2 separate regions of the Homo sapiens genome follow, and region 1 is linked to region 2. The links are chromatin contacts, found by Hi-C or POLR2A ChIA-PET in ENCODE. All regions are on one chromosome and are shown on one strand. Each heading gives the region's core, a stretch centred on a gene start or an enhancer-like site at or near the end of the contact. The rest is flanking DNA. Distances are from core to core; before and after follow the strand shown.

Evidence for each region. Hi-C counts contacts between places; a loop is a spot of excess contacts on that map. ChIA-PET counts read pairs that join two places held with the same protein, here RNA polymerase II (POLR2A). Pooled maps may share reads with other maps.
Region 1: a loop to region 2 is called in a pooled map, with 5 times the contacts of the local background. The contact joins the promoter of SRM here to the enhancer-like site in region 2. A Hi-C loop is called at or near these places in 1 of 37 single-sample maps with no recorded cell type and 3 of 50 pooled maps. POLR2A ChIA-PET finds 5 or more read pairs at or near these places in 4 of 52 experiments (GM10248, HEK293T, RWPE1 and 1 more).

Annotation. Positions count from the first base shown.
Region 1 is chr1:11,057,740-11,061,856 of GRCh38, forward strand. SRM (spermidine synthase) reads right to left here and starts at 2,279. Exons shown (of 8, transcript NM_003132.3): 1 at 2,038-2,279; 2 at 1,486-1,606; 3 at 1,061-1,153. The coding sequence starts at 2,204. RefSeq lists silencers at 1,799-1,988, 2,199-2,728.
Region 2 is chr1:10,984,727-10,988,548 of GRCh38, forward strand. No RefSeq gene overlaps it. Among named protein-coding and RNA genes, the nearest start is that of CIROZ, 4.6 kb to the left of the region's middle. Within about 2 kb of position 1,850, at least 2 of the 41 ENCODE cell types and tissues checked have a DNase peak (open chromatin) inside an H3K27ac peak, as active enhancers do.

The DNA of each region.
Region 1 (4,117 bases), core at 1,029-3,528, 73 kb after region 2:
GTCTTGCCTTCATCAGACCATCCTTTGATGTCTCTATTTTTGTTGTTTGTTTTTTTTGAGACAGATTCTTCCTCTGTCACCCAGGCTGGAGTGCAGTGGCGAGATCTCGGTTCATTGCAACTTCCGCCTCCCGGGCTCAAGTAATTCTTCCACCTCAGCCTCCCTAGTAGCTGGGTTTACAGACATGCACTACCATGCCCGGCTAATTTTTGTATTTTTAGTAGAAATGGGGTTTCACCAGGTTGGCCAGGCTGCTCTTGAACTCCTGACCTCAGGTGATCTGCCCGCCTTGGCGTCCCAAAGTGCTGGGATTACAGGTGTGAGCCACCACGTCTGGCCATCTGATGTCTCCTTTAACTAGGACATCAGCTCCTAGAGGGCAGGGACTGATCTGTCGTCTACCACTGTCCCCATACCCGGGCAACACCTGGCACGTAGCATGATTTTAGTGAGCAGCTACTGAGTGTAAGGGGTAACGTACAAATAGTTGAGCTGTCTTGGGGCCCTGCCTGGGGCTCAGATTAAAAATCAGCTTAGTCGGCTGGGCGTGGTGGCTCACGCCTGTAATCCCAGTACTTTGGGAGGACGAGGCTGGCGGATCACCTGTGGTCGCCAGGTCCGAGACCAGCCTGACCAACATGGAGAAACCCTGTCTCTACTAAAAATACAAAATTAGCCGGGCATGGTAGCGCATGTCTGTAATCCCAGCTACTCCGGAGGCTGAGGCAGAAGAACTACTTGAGCCCAGGAGGTGGAGGTTGCAGTGAGCCGAGATCGCACCATCACACTCCAGCCTGGGCAACAAGAGCGAAACTCTGTCTCAAAAAAAAAAAAAAAAAAAAAATCAGCTCAGTTTTAGTAAGAGCTCGCCACGCAGGTGCCCTCACCACCTGCCAGGCCCTCTGCCATCTGGTTTTCCTACTGAACCCTCCCCGACCAGGTGTTTTCCAGATGGAGAAACAGGCCCTACCTGCCTTGCTCGGGGGTGTGCAGCCATTTCAGGGCACAGCTGGCCGCTGGGAGAACCAGGACTCAAACCTGGCTCTACGCCGGCACTCACCTCGTCGATCTCACACTGGACCACGGACTCCACGGAGGGGTGCTTCACCACCTCCCGCAGGACACCTCCATCTCCGCCCCCGATGATCAGCACCTGGGAGGAGGGGGCAGTCAAGGCAGGGGCCCTGGCAGGACTGGGAGCCCCCAGGCCCCTGAAGCAGACCCCCTGACCCCTCGGACCCACGGGCCTCATCTTTTTCTACCCTCGGAAACGCTTTCGTGCCGGTGTCCCCTTTCCTGGAAGTTCCTTCCAGGGCTGCCCTAGGATTCCGAGGCCGCGTCAGTGTCGGCCCCCACCCCTCCGCGGGACGCCCCTGGCCTCGCTAGCACTTTCTCTGACAACCATGCAGGCAGCATCTGGGAAGAGCCCGGAGCACACCTGGGGCCGCCCCTCGTCCGGCACTGTTCCAGGGGACACTGGGGTACCTTTCGCGGGTTGGGGTGGCTGCAGAGAGGCAGGTTGGCGATCATCTCCTGGTAGGAGAACTCGTCTCTCTCCGTGCACTGGATGACACCGTCCAACACCAGCACGTTGCCATAGGTCTTACTGCGGGCGGAGTGACAGTCGGGGACCTGGGTTCTCTGGGGTGGGGAAAACGTACCCCAAGCCGCCCTGGGTGAGGAGGGTCTCCCCATCCCGCCTAGGGGTCCCAGGGATGAGGAGCGATGGTGACACGTGGCGAGGAACGGCAGGCGGGCCGCCGGGTGGAGGCCGGGGTGGGACCCGGGGTCTCCTCGGGCTCTGACGTGTCCTGAGGGCTGACACGTGGAGCGGGGCGCAGACTCCGACTCCCCCACCCAAGAGGCCAGCCCGCAGTCCCAGCCCCAGCCCAGGGAGGCGGTGTGAGGGGTGGCGAGGGGGCCAGGGCAGGACGAGGTCCAGCCCGCTTGGGTCCCGGCGTGGAGAGGCCCGTGAGGCGGGCAGCAGGCGGCCCGGGCTGAGCCTAGGGGGCAGGCGCCTGCGGGCAGCGGCGGTACCTGCGGAAGACGAGGATGTCCTGGTAGCGCGAGCGCCGGTGGTGGAGCAGCTGCTCCACCTGCAGTGACAGGGCCTGGCCGGGCCACAGGCTGCAGGTCTCGCGGAACCAGCCCTCGCGGATGGCGGCGGGGCCGGAGGCGGCGGGGCCGTCGGGGCCGGGCTCCATGGCGGGCGGGCGGGCGGCGCGGGGCGCGGGCCCGGGACTGCAGGCCGCGCGGCGCCGCAGCACAACGGGACCAGCTCCGCCCGCCGCCCGCGCCGCAACCTAACCCGGGCGCGGGGCGGGGCCTGCCGGCGGGGGCGGAGCCCGCGCTCGCCAATGGCAAAGCGGCCTCGCCTGGCGCTCATTGGCCACCGGCTCGCAGAGCGGCGCAGAGTGGCTGTGGCGCGCCGTCCGTCGGCGGCAGCAGGGTAGTGCGGCCCGCTCCAGGGGCCACGTGGGGCCCGGCCGGGGCCGGGCGGCCGGGTCGGGTTCCGGGGCGGGCTGGGCCGGCGGAAGGGGTCCGGGTCCTTCCTCCGCCCCAAGCAGCCGGGGCGGTGCACCACCGGCCCCCGCTTCCTTCTCGGGGTTGGGAGGCACCGAGGGCCTCGAGGGGCTGCGGGACTCGGGCTTGGTGTGGAGGGCAAGAGCGCTGCGACGTGCGGACTGGAGAGTCAGCCTTTGGGCTGGAGACACGGGAGCGGGTGGCTACAGTGGTTTACGTTGTTGCACGGGGCGAGTAGAACGTATCCTTCTTTGCGTCCAAAATCTGGTTCCTTGTTGGATTTGAACAGATTATGTGGCTCGTCGGGGCGAACCGAGGGTTTTTATTTACTTGGAAAGAATCATCACAGCCCGCGAATTCACAAGCTGGATTTAGCCATTTTCCCTTAGATTCTGCGCCATGAGCCTATAGGCTGTTGAATACGAGAGAAGTGCTTTTCTAAACGAGTTTCTAAATTTACCAGCAGTGTCCAGGAAGAGGCCCAGAACATACATATTCAGCACCAGAAAAGACTGGCACGCAATTTTTCTTGACAAACTGGGTCTTGCTCTTTGAAGGGTGGGTGGGAATGTGCTGTTTTTATGAGAATGTCAAAGAACTTCTCAGAATCACATTAAGCATGCTAATTACCAAATATTAAATGCTAATTGTTCCACACGCAGTTCGAATGCCAAGGAAGGAAGATGAAACTAGTATAAGCTACTCTTGACATTATGTCAGGGATGGTTTTGACACGTTTTGCAGCCTCCACCTGGAGGTGGGGAACGTTTCCTGTGTCGTCCCCAGAGCAGAGTAACAGCGTTGTTTATGGGTGAGAGCAAGCCTCAAGCCTAGGCAACAATGTGCCTTGCTTGCTTTTAAGCTCCTTCTAAAGGGGAGGTAAACCAAGACCGCTAAAGAATTGCTAGGTGCCTGGGCGTGATGGTTCACCCCGGTAATCCCAGCACTGTGGGAGGCGGAGGCGGAGGCGGGCGGATCACGAGGTCAAGAGATCAAGACGATCCTGGCCAACATGGTGAAACCCCGTCTGTACTAAAAATACAAAAATTAGCTGGGCATGGTAGTGCGCGCCTGCAGTCCCAGCTACTCGGGAGGCTGAGGCAGGAGAATCGCTTGAACCCGGGAGTTGGAGGTTGCAGTGAGCTGAGATTGCGCCACTGCACTCTAGCCTGGGCAACGATAGTGAAACTCCGTCTCAAAAAAAAAAAAAAAAAATTGCTAGGCAGCTGGGCACAGGGGCTCAGGCTGATAATACTAGAATTTTGGGAGGCCGAGGCAGGAGGACCGCTTGAGCCCAGGAGTTCGAGACCAGCCTGGGCAACATAGCAAGACTGTCTCTAAAAAATAAAAAACATTGCTAGGCAACAGCTTCCATGGACTTGTTCCAGGAACGAAGATTATTCTTGAAATGTCCACGTAGTGGATAAGACAGAGTCAATCAGTGTGTCCAGTGCTACAGGCTTGATTGGGTTCAATCCTGTACTTGGGTCAAGGTGTTTGCCTACATTGCCTGTACTTCCTCCAAGACATTTCTGCCTCTGGGTTGTAACTGCCCGTGTACTTGTCTGTGTTCCCTAAGCCAGATCATAAGCTC
Region 2 (3,822 bases), core at 600-3,099:
ACTGAGAATACAGGCACACACCACCATGCTTGGATGATTTTTAAATTTTTTCTAGAGACAAAAGAGACCAGAGGGAACAGCCACGGTGGCTCACGCCTGTAATCCCAGCACATTGGGAGGCTGAGGTGGGCAGATCACTTGAGGTCAGGAGTTTGAGGCCAGCCTGGCCAACATGGTGAAACCCCATCTCTACTAAAAATACAAAAATTAGCCAGGCATCATGGCGCATATCACTCATTCTAGCTACTCGGGAGGTTGAGGCACGAGAATCACTTGAACCCAGGAGGCAGAGGTTGCAGTGAGCTGAGATCACACCACTGCACTCCAGCCCGGGCGACAGAGCAAGACCCTATCTCAAAAAACAAACAAACAAGAGACAGAGACCAGAGGTCTCTGAGATGGGGTCCGTACGAAAGATACCACTACGTTGTCCAGGCTGGTCTCAAACTTCTAGGCTCAAGTGATTCTCCTGCCTCAGGCTTCCAGAGTGCTGAGATTACAGGTGTGAGCCACTGCACCCAGCCTGTTTCTCTTTTTCTTTTCTTTTTTTGAGACGGAGTTTCACTCTGTCACCCAGGCTGGAGTGCAGTGGCACGATCTCTGCTCACTGCAACCTCCACCTCCCAGGTTCAAGCAATTCTCTGCCTCATCCTCCCGAGTAGCTGGGATTACAGGCACCTGCCACCACGCCTGGCTAATTTTTTGTATTTTTAGTAGAGGCGGGGTTTCACCATCTTGGCCAGGCTGAACTTAAATTCCTGACCTCGAGATCCACCCGCCTCAGCCTCCCAAAGTGCTGGGATTACAAGCGTGAGCCACCACACCCAGCCCTGTTTCTCTTTTTAACTCATCTTTTTGTTGACCAACTTTTCCTTTAATCCCAAATTGCTCGGGATTTATCATGAGCCGCCTAAGAAGACATGGAGTTGGAAGTGGAGACCCAGAGTGGTGCATGGAAGCTGGTTGTCACCAGGATCTGTTCACGCTCAGGTGAAAGGCCCTCATCACACCAAACAGAAGCAGGCAGGATCAGAACACACAGCTGGTGAAACCCTCACGGGCCCTGGAGGAGGCCCAGATGCCCTGGCCCACTTCATAAGGCCTCAAACAGAAACGCCAAAGCCAGGGCAAACATCACTGGTACACAGCTCACTCAGAGAACCTGCAAGGACCACCCTGGAGCTGTTGTTTAAATCTTAAAAAGAGAAGAAGAAACAGGAATTGAAAAACAGGTTTTCTTTCCTAATCTGATACCCTAAACCCCATTCCTCCTACACACACACGCACACACCTATAAACATAGCCACAGACATCTCTACACACACACCCTGAAACCCACCTACACACACAACCCTATACAAAACTCTTAGCATATGCCCCACACACTCCTAGAAATGCGCGCGCACACACACACACGCAGTAGGGGCTCCCGTCTTAGATATTTTTAGAGAAAGCAATTTCATTGGGGTCTTTCCAGTGGAGCTCAAATTTCATTTCTCCATTTGGGAAAATCACATTTTCAAAATAGCTTTCTTTTTTTTTTTTTTTTGAGACAGTCTCGCTCTGTCACCCAGGCTGGAGTGCAGTGATGCAATCTCAGCTCACTGCAACCTCTGCCTCCCGGGTTTAAGTGATTCTCCTGCCTCAGCCTCCTGAGTAGCTGGGACCACAGGCGTGCGTCATCAAGCCTGGCTCATTTTTTTGTGTGTGTTTTTAGTAGAGTCGGTGTTTCACCGTGTTAGCCAGGATGGTCTTGATCTCCTGACCTCGTGATCCACCCGTCTCAGCCTCCCAAAGTGCTGGGATTACAGGCGTGAGCCACCGCGCCCGGTCAAGAGTAGCTTTTATGCAATAGTTGGAAGCCGTGAGAATTGGCCAAGTCAGCCCCAGCACGGTTTTCCCCATGGTTTTCTTATTAACACCTTCCTTCTCTTGCAAATACCCACTGAGCTGGTTTTTCAAAAGCAGAAACCACTGACCCACTCACTGGTCTCCTTTGATACTTAGAGGTTAACGATTACTAAAAATATACATATTGATTCCAACTGCCAAGCTTCCCAGGCCTTTTCAGGATGTCCATCTTGCTGAGATCTGGCACCATTACTTACCACTTTTATGAGGAGGAAACCAACATTTAACCAAACTATTACCAGGCTTGCTGAAGTTCCTCCTGATCAGTCAGTTACAAACACACAAAATAACTAGATACTTGGTTGCCTGAGAGGCAGAAGGTGAATGGGCAATGCAGCCTGTTGGTGAAACACGGTCTTTTTTGCTCTATTAGAATCATGAGACCGGGCGCGGTGGCTCACGCCTGTAATCCCAGCACTTTGGGAGGCCACAGCAGGTGGATCACCTGAGGTCGGGAGTTTGAGACCAGCCTGGCCAACATGGAGAAACCCCACCTCTACTAAAAACACAAAAATTAGCCAGACATGGTGGCGGGCGCCTGTAATTCCAGCTACTTGGGAGGCTGAGGTGCAAGAATCGCTTGAACCAGGGAGGCGGAGGTTGCATTGAGCCGAGATTGTGCCACTGCACTCCAGCCTGGGCGACAGAGCAAGAGACCCTGTCTGAAAAAAAAGAAAGAAAGAAAGAGAGAAAGAAAGAGAGAAAGAGAGAAAGAGAAAGAGAAAGAAAGAAAGAAAGAAAGGAAAGAAAGAAAGAGAAAGAAAGAAAAGAAAGAAAGAAAGAAAGGAAGGAAGGAAGGAAGGAAGGAAGGAAGGAAGGAAGGAAGAAAGAAAGAAAGAAAGAAAGAAAGAAAGAAAGAAAGAAAGAAAGAAAGAAAGAAAGAAAGAAAGAAAGAAGCAGCATGATTCAGGCCGGGCACGATGGCTCACACCTGTAATCGCAGCAGGATTTGTTGAGCCTAGTAGTTCAAGAGCAGCCTGGGCGATAAAGTGAGACCTCTGTCCCTACAAAAAAAAAAAAAAAACTAACCAAGCATGGTAGTACTTGCCTATGGTCCCAGCTATTGGAGAGGCTGATGTGGCTGAGGCAGGAGGATCACTTGATCCCAGGAGGTTGAGGCTGCAGTGAGCCATGATCATACCACTGCACTCCAGCCTGGGCAGCAGAGCAAGATCCTGTCTCAAAAAAGCAATAAACAATAAATAAACGGGCAGGGTGGCTGTAGTCCCAGCTACTTGGGAAGCTGAGGCAGGAGGATCACTTGAGCCTGTGAGGTTAAGTCTACAGTGAGCCATGATCAAACCACTGTAATCCAGCCTGAGCAACAGAGTGAGACCCGTCAAAAAAAAGAAAAGTAAAGAGAGAAAGAGAGAAAGAGACAGAGAGGGAGAGAGAGAGAGAAAGAGAGAGAGAGAGAGAGGAAGGAAGGAAGGAAGGAAGGAAGGAAGGAAGGAAGGAAAGAAGGGAGGAAGGAAAGATTTAAACCATTCTAGAAGGGAAGTTCCCCTCTCCTGAACAGAATGCAAATCTTTGCCCATCCTTGCCCTGGAAGGAGAGCAGCCAACTTTTCTGCTGCTAAGAACTGCCATTAATGGGCTGGCCTCCTCTGAGTCAGCAGGGTGCTGAGTGCTTGACTTGAGCATCTCATGCAGAAGTTCTTACCTGGGGTCCACCCTCAAAGATACACGCACAGAATTCATGGGGTGCTTGAACTTGGATGAGGGGGTGGAAATTACATCTTTATTTTCAATAACTTCTACTTGAAATTTAGCGTTTCCATTATGAACATAGTCAACAAGCCATCACATTGTTATGACTTTATGACTCTGTCCCCAACAGAAATTCCAGATATTTTCCTATCACACGAGAATTGTTACAGAGATCTCCAGATATCTCCAGATATTTCTCAGT